Regions from separate parts of the Mus musculus genome. Here region 2 is linked to region 1. The links are chromatin contacts, found by POLR2A ChIA-PET in ENCODE. All regions are on one chromosome and are shown on one strand. Each heading gives the region's core, a stretch centred on a gene start or an enhancer-like site at or near the end of the contact. The rest is flanking DNA. Distances are from core to core; before and after follow the strand shown.

Evidence for each region. ChIA-PET counts read pairs that join two places held with the same protein, here RNA polymerase II (POLR2A).
Region 2: POLR2A ChIA-PET joins it to region 1 with 13 read pairs in Patski. The contact joins the promoter of Cdc14b here to the promoter of Zfp367 in region 1. POLR2A ChIA-PET finds 5 or more read pairs at or near these places in 4 of 5 experiments (Patski and embryonic stem cell).

The regions. Positions count from the first base shown.
Region 1 is chr13:64,151,773-64,155,781 of GRCm38, forward strand. It overlaps Zfp367 (zinc finger protein 367), which reads right to left and starts at 1,427. Exons shown (of 5, transcript NM_175494.5): 1 at 828-1,427. The coding sequence starts at 1,217.
Region 2 is chr13:64,273,074-64,276,994 of GRCm38, forward strand. Cdc14b (CDC14 cell division cycle 14B) reads right to left here and starts at 1,915. Exons shown (of 14, transcript NM_172587.3): 1 at 1,518-1,915. The coding sequence starts at 1,677.

The sequences.
Region 1 (4,009 bases), core at 177-2,676:
AAAACAGTTTCACCTTTTTGGCTACCGCCCATACACAATGTTACCAAACTTGCTTCAATTGATAAACTAGGCATCCCTTAATCCGCTGGGTAATTTGCTTTGCTACACCTGTAGCAAATCAAGTTATTCTGGCAGTCAACCAACAACAGAAAACTGCATATTTATCTTGCAATACCATGTATTCGACACACAGATTTACCGATACCTTCCTGAGCTCTGATGAATGTCCAGTATTAAGTCTAGCCCCATAAACACACTCCCGGTTCCTTCCGAGCACAGTCACCGTGTGCCAACACTCCCACTAGCTAGCTATACATACGATTTTCATGAAGACGCTTTAACAAACTCCCTAACCCTCAGCTGCTCCGGATGTAAAGGGTATAGTAGGGCATGGTGTCGCTAGCCTTGAATTCCAGCACTCGGAAAGTAGAACTCTGAGAGTCCCAGGCAGGCCAGGGATACAGTGCGATACTTGGCCCCCGCCCCAATGTGGGCTGGAGCCAAATGCTCACATCCTTCCTTCCCACATCTAAGCAGGCCGAGGCCGCGAGGTTACAAGCACAGCAGTGCAAGGCATCTGGACACAGCGAGCCTCCCCCTCATCACCCCGCTGCACCTGCTGCCCTCAGACCGGCCTTCGCGCCGCACCCGTCACATGACCACCTTGCCCCCAAAGGTCCGGTTTTGGCGCGCGGCAGTGACGTCAGCGTCCTGTCAGCCACCGCCCCCGCCACCCCGCTTTTCCTCTCCGGCCCCGCCCCGCTGGCGAGCGGCGCCGTTAACGGGCCCCAGGCCGCCCCGCGCCCGGGGCCGCCCGAGCCACTCACCTTGAGGTGGCCGCTGTCTGGGCTGCTCGCCTCCTCCTCGTCCTCCCCGCCCGACACGGCGGCCACGGAGGCGGAGGACTGAGGCGCACCCCGCAGCGTCGGGAGTTCAGCCGCCACGGGCAGTCCGGCTGAAACGACGCCGCCCGCCGCCCCCGGGCTGAGCGTCACGTTATGCGCGTTCTCACCCCAGCGCCACGGGTACACCATGAAGTCGCTGAAGCCGGGGCTAGTGGGGACGAGCGGCGGCGGCGGCTCGGGCTCCCCCACGCTGCTGCACGGAGGCGTTGCCGGCGTGGTCCTGATGACCGATACCAGTACGCGCTTCGGGGAGTCGTGGCAGAAGACGACCGGCGGCGGCTCCGCCATGGGTGCCGGGGCGCCGCGGATCATGCTGGCTCGTCTGCAGCCCTCGCGCTCTCGGCGGCCCGAGCTTGCCTTGCTCGCCCGCGCTGCTACGTCTCGGCGCCTCACAGCCGCCGGCTCATGGCAGGCGGCTCCGGGCGATCAGGCTGCAGCAGCGTTGCTGACAGGAAAACGGGACGCGAGGCGCCGAGTCCCCGAGAATAACAACCTGCCGCCGCGGTCCCCGCTTCGGCTTTTCCCGCGTTACATTTCGCGCCTGGGCGGAACCAGTCACCGCGAGGACCCTGCGGCTGGCCACCGCGACGAGTGACAGGTCGCGAGAGCCAATAGCCGGGTCCAGGCTGTGTTCCGTCCGGAGGGGGCGGAACCAATTCGAGCGCGGGTCCTTACTGCCACGTCATTGGCCGCCGCTCTCATACTTTTTTGTCTGGAGGGCCAACTGCGTTCGAAAGTCTGTAGGAGCGCGCGTCTTGTCCTGACACACCCGTCGGGAGCCCCACCCTGGCCGGATGACTCCTGCGAAGGTGGGGAGGGGGAAAGAGGCTGTTGATTGGAGGAGCTGCGGGAAAGGGGCGTGGTGGTGGGCGGGGCGAGCATGCTGGGTCCCTCCCCCACCAGAAGAAGAGGGGGTGTAAAGAGGGTAGGAGTCTGGAGAAGTTGCAGTGGAGAGGGCCCTCCCCATCGCCCCACCCAATCCGCCCCCTCCCGCGCGCAGCCAGTTTAAAGGGCTGAGGCCGCGCCCGTCCCACCCCACCCCACCCACGGCTGCTCAAGGCGCCAGCAAAGCACCACTTCTTTTTGGGCGTTGGGGGGTTGTTGTTGGTTTTGTTTTGTTTTTCGAGACAGGGTTTCTCTGCATAGCCCTAGCTGCCCTGGAACTCACTTTGTAGACCAAGCTGGCCTCGAACTCAGAAATCCACCTGCCTTTGCCTCCCAAGTGCTGGGATTAAAGGCATGAGCCACCACCGCCCGGCTTGTTTTTGTTTTGAGACAGGGTCTCTATAGAGTCCTGGCTGCCCTGTAACTCCCTATGTAGGGACCAGGAGGGCCTCGAAGTCAGAGATCCCATTCGCCCCCCCCCCTCCATACACACACACACCCAGTACTGGGACTAAAGACGTGAGTCACCACTCCTGCCTAAGGGCATGGGTTCTTAATGTGAGTCCCGTGACCAGCCCTGCTACGGTTCCCGGACTATTGGTTCTTGCTGCCAGGCTCGGGACCGCGGTGGGACGCATGAGCAACCATTCGCACAGTAGTCAGCTCCCGGTCGTACTTGCTTGCAGTGTTTCCCAGGCAGTCTGATGGTGGTAGCAGTTCAAAGATTTTTTAAAAATCTCTTTAGAGGCTAAAGGATAGAACTGGCAACTGGAGCTCATTTGCTTGCTGCGTTTCCCAGGCAGCCTGTTCCTAGTAGAGACTCCATAAAGATTTTTATATCTGAATGAGTATCCAGTGGTTAAGCGATAGAACCGGTAACTAAACTCCATCAAATACAAAGCTATGCCTAAATTAATTTAGGCACCAGAGTGTTGTTTTAGAGAAAACTGCCTAAATTAACAAATCAAAGCAGCCAATAGTGTGACCTTATTTTTAGCCACATCTTTATTTTGGGTAAATAAACTATACCTAGCAAGATACCGAAGTCAAATTTGACTTTATGGAGAGAAAGTAACTTGTGAACTGAAGTGAAATGTTTCAAGAAGATACATTGAGTAATTTGTATCTTTGAAGTGGGACAAGTAAAAGTATCTTTAAAAAAAAAAAAAAAAAAAAAGAACAAAGCAGCCAGAGAAATGGCTCCATGGTTAAGAGGACTTGCTGCTCCTCCAGGAGACTTGGGTTCCAAGCTCCCAGTGGTGGCAGTATGTGACTTCAGTCCCAGGTGATCTGCTTCCCTCTTGTAGCTTCCTCTGACAATGCATGCACATGATACACATTCAAGGAAGCCAAACACTCATATACATTTAACATTTTAAATTGGATTTCTTTTCTGGAGGCTGGCTGGGTACCACAGCTTGTATCTACTGTATGGGGGGGTGGGGGGCGGGACGGGAAATACAGTCTGATTTTAATAGTCAATCTGGAAACGGAAAGTTCAGCTTTTGTTTCCCACAATGGGATAATATTGTAAACGACAACAGAAACCTTACTACATTGTTTCAAATCCACTAAAATACTTTGTTTCATAGTTGATAGTGAAAGTTTAAAAAATAAAAAAAAAAGATATAGCTATCAGGAACACTTGAATGAAGGGCTGGGCAAGAGGCCCACAGGTTAAACACTGGCCAATAATTACTATTCAACACTAACCTGCTCAAGTGCAAGATGAATCACCCAGAAAGCAGAACACTGACAAGGTTTCTAAAAATTACCCTTGATGAAGGGTAACCTGGCAACTCCACTTGCTTCCAGCCACAAGAGAATGAAAAACATGCCAGGAATGTGGTGAGTTTGATTCTGGGAGAACTGAAGTCACTCTGAGCTGCTTCTTGCTCCACTTTGATGCCACCAGGGGGCTATATGCAATGTGTGCGTATATTCCTGATGTCTATGTTCTGTCCTAGATATAATTAACAGCCTAAGGATGTACACTAACTCTGAAGACACTAAAACCCGTCACAGACGAGCAGTGGTCTCCTGCTGAGACTAAAAAGACAGGGTGCTAGTGCATGCCTTTACTCCCAGCAGGTGTCAAAGGCAGGCGGACCTCAGAGTTTGAGGCCACCCAGGGCTACAGCTACACAGAGAAACAGTCTCCAAAAGCTAAAACTCAGCAAGCAAAAAACCAGCTATACTATTTCAGTGTTCAAAATGTA
Region 2 (3,921 bases), core at 665-3,164, 120 kb after region 1:
AGGCATGGGCTACCACACCCAGCCTTACAATTTTTCTTGTTGAAAATCACCTAAATATTCAACAGAGAACTGCCTAAAATGTTCATAAAACATTTAAAACTATAAACGCGTTTAAATCCATAAACATTTTTTATAGTTTAACCCTTTAAAGCCACACACCCTTTGGCTTACAAAGCATTTAAAATCAAATGAGATTTTGAACACATCAATTGGAGGCTAGCATTCTGCTATGAAGTACCGTGCAGAGCAATGCAAAAATCAATCGTATACCATCCTGCATGGGTTTGCAAAGAATAGATACATATGTGTGCCAGTGGAGGATATTTCTGGAAAGATTCACGAGAACTTGGCAACATCTGTTACATTTAGGGGGCACTTCTTTGTCTTTGCCACAAAGTTTTCTCAGTATACTCTGTGTATCTTTACAATTTAGAGCTATACGAAAATAAGTTTGCCCCATACAAAAAAAAGAGCAGAAATAATGTGCAGATTCAACCAGCACGAAGTCTCTGGAAGGAACCCGGGCAAGGGTGTCTCCTCCTTCAGGGTCACACACCGGTAGACCTGGGCAGACACTAGTCAGGGGCTATAGTTAAAACAAGTCCTTCGTCTTCCTCCTTCAAACGCTAAAAAAAAAAACCCTTTCCTCTCCTCTCAGCTTCCTTTAAAAACCGGTCTTACTTTCTAGTTGCCCATTAATCTAGAATATACTTTCTACTAAATTTGTTTGTCTAAACACTTCCTAAATAAATAAATGTCACCAATCGAGAGCCCACCTAGCAAAGTCCAAGTTCAAGTCTTGGAAACCTTTTCTAAAAACCCCACCAAGAGGTGGACACCATCCGCCCCAGAAAACGCGGCACCTTCCTTCAACCGCGCAGGCAGCTATGCAGCTGACAACGCTTTTCCACGTACATCAGTACAACGAAGGCAAAGCTCTGGCTTCTCTATCAACCCCAGCAAACCGAGCGGCTGCCAAAACGGATTTCTTTCGTCTTCAAGAACTGAGACACCAAGAAAAAAAATCACCCTCGAAAGCGGCTATTCTACCCGCTCCGGCTGGCGGGGATTTCTCAAAAGTGACACCTCTGAGCTCTTAGCACGCTTGGTGGTTCAAACGCCATCAACGTGACACCTTTCTGGAGGCACGAGAGGGAGGGCAAAGATCCCTCAGGAGGCCTGAGAGGGCGCGACAGCGTGGGGGGCGGGGGGGGGGTGTCGGACGGCCGGGGGCTCGGGCCGGATCCCACGCGTTGCTAAGGCTCAGCGAGGCTTTGGGCCCTCGGGACAGCAAAGACCAGCGGGACTCAGCAGAGGCTCGGACTCGCGTGGGAACAACCGCGCCGGCTCATCCCGCGATGAGGTGGGTTCGAGGGCAGAGCCGCCCCGCTCCCGAGGCCGGACTCACTTGCAGGAGTGACCCCTCGGCCCATCTCCGGTAAAGTTGCTACCGCGGGCGCACGGGCGACTAGAGGCTCGAGGAGGCGCGAGCCTCGTGGGGGTGTGGCGGGGCTCACCCGTGATGTCCAGGTACAGGTCGTCCTGCTGCTCCAGGCGGTGCAGCTCCTGCGGCGTGGAGCTGCGGCTCTTCTTCACGCCGGGAGAGGAGGACGAGCTGCGGCGTGAGCAGGGGGGCGCGGTGGCCCAAGCCGAGCGCCGCTCGCTCTTACGCTTCATGGAGGCGGTCGCGGCCCGTCAGGGGACCGCGACCATGGCCCGGCAACCCGGCCCGGGTCCTCGCGCTGCGTCTCCCGCCGCCCGCGACCCGGGGGCCCCACAGCGCTGGCCGGTGGCTGGAGCAAAGCGCGCGCTCCCTGGGACGCTGCTGCCGTGGCGTCCGAGCTCAGCGGGCCGCGGCTCCCGGGGACCCCCAGGAGGGATGTTCCGTGGAGCTTCATTCACAAAAAGAAGGGCCCACAACCCTCCTCGGGGCCTACCGGCTCGGGCCGCTCATTGGTCAGTGCGGCGTGACGTCACGCAACTGGAGCCTTCCTACAGGCAGGTACTCGGTGACGCCATAAAGAAAAGTCTGAGCGCTTCCGCCAATCGGGCAGAAAGCGTGCTGGCGACCCCCTTGGTGGGACCCCTCTAACTTTTGTCTCTTGTGTCCAGGTGTTGACGCCTCAGTCCCCAGTTCCTCGAGTGAGTCTCCGAGTTCCTGCACAACCCTACCCTAATAACTCCACTTCGGATCTTTGAGATGGAATTTTTTTCTTTTTTAAGTGTTTCTTGGGTCTCCCCTGTAATTCGCGCCAAGGGAGCCTTGTCATGGCCGCCTGCTAGGAGAGTGTGTAGGCTGCTGAAACGGTCCTCAGCTCTGTGGACGCAAGGCAGAGTGGACCTCAGAACTTAGAAGTTCAGACCAGCGCCGTTTTCCCACCTATCCGATCGGATCGGATCGATAAGGGCTTCTTAGCGTCGGTGAAACCACCTGGAGATGCGATTTACCGCGGTGGTTTGAACCTTCCGACACCTCACCTCGGAACCCAGGAGCGCGCTAGCTCTCGCTGTGGGTAGCCGAGGTGGCCACGGTCCGACTTAGCACGAAGTGTTGGAGCATGTGGCCAGCTGAGCAAACGGCCTTTTCTCCTTTGGGTCTGCAGTGGTACCGCCCCATATTTTGCTACTGGGTTAAAAAGATATCAGATCTTTCTGGAACTTGACCATAGCTGCCATTTTGAAGAGCCCAGCTTCACGGTAGCATCTACTTGGGCGAGGAGACTGGAAGCAGTCGGTAGTCCCAAAGTCCCCATCGGCAGGACTGTAGTCAACAGCGATTTAGTCTGAAAGGGAAGTCAAGAGTCAGAGGGATAAATTTCAGTCCCTCCTCCCCTCCCCCAAAGAACCTCTCAGAAATGCAGATTTCACGAAGTTCCTTCCCCTAGGGAAGGCTTCTTTTGTTTTGAAGCCCTACCTTAAGCCTGCTGCTTCGGAAAAGATAAGATATGGGACTGGCTTTCCTTAGCCAGGGGCCCTTAAGAACCTGCTTGTTCACCTTTCGGGTTTCCATAGGACATCAACGAAGGCCTTACATTTAAAATGTCTGTAGTGTTAGCAAAAACTTTTGCCCAGGAAGAGAAAGTCCTTCACACGGTTCCAAGGACTCACAGTAGAAGGGCCACCAAATGTCACAATCAGAAATTTTATGAAAAGTTTTTTTTTTTTTGGTTTGTTTTTTTTTTTTTTAACCACCACTATAATCCATAGGATTACATGGAAGAAAGTGTTCCACTACACAGCCCAGACTGGGCTGAAAATGGCATCTGCCTCTCCAGTGCTGGGATTCCTGGTGTGAGCCACTGCAGGCACCTTACTGGATTCTCCCTCCCTCTCTCTCTCTCTCTCTCTCTCTCTCTCTCTCTCTCTCTCTCTCTCTCTCTCTCTCTCTCTCTCCCTCTCTCTCTCTCTCTCTCTCTCTCTCTCCCCCCCCTCTCTCTCTTGTGTGTGTGTGTCTAGTATGTTCCTTTTTTTTTTTTTTTTTTTGAGCTTTTGGGACTCAACCCTTGCTTGTGCTGGACCAAATGATCTACCCCAGCAAGCCACATTCCTGGCCCACATTCGTTACTTTTTGAGACTGGCTTAGTTGAATGTCTAACAGCCAAGTACTTTCCATACGTCAGTTGATTTTTCTCTCACCTTCAAATAGAATGCTTTGGCTAGATTCTGGCCACTAGAAAGTCTAACAAAATGCACATGGTTTAAATAAAGGGAAAAATCTTAGGTGTACATAGTTATGCCGTGTACGCATTTTCCTATTTTGCAGATGCATAGTTATGATCCTGCTGAAGTAATATTTTTAAAGCAAGGCTTTTTATTACTCCTAAGTATTCAGACATGTCTTGGGAACTAGAAGTCCATGTGCTAAACATATTCACTTGGGTGTGGCCACACTGCCTGTAATATCTGTACTTGAAAGTGGAG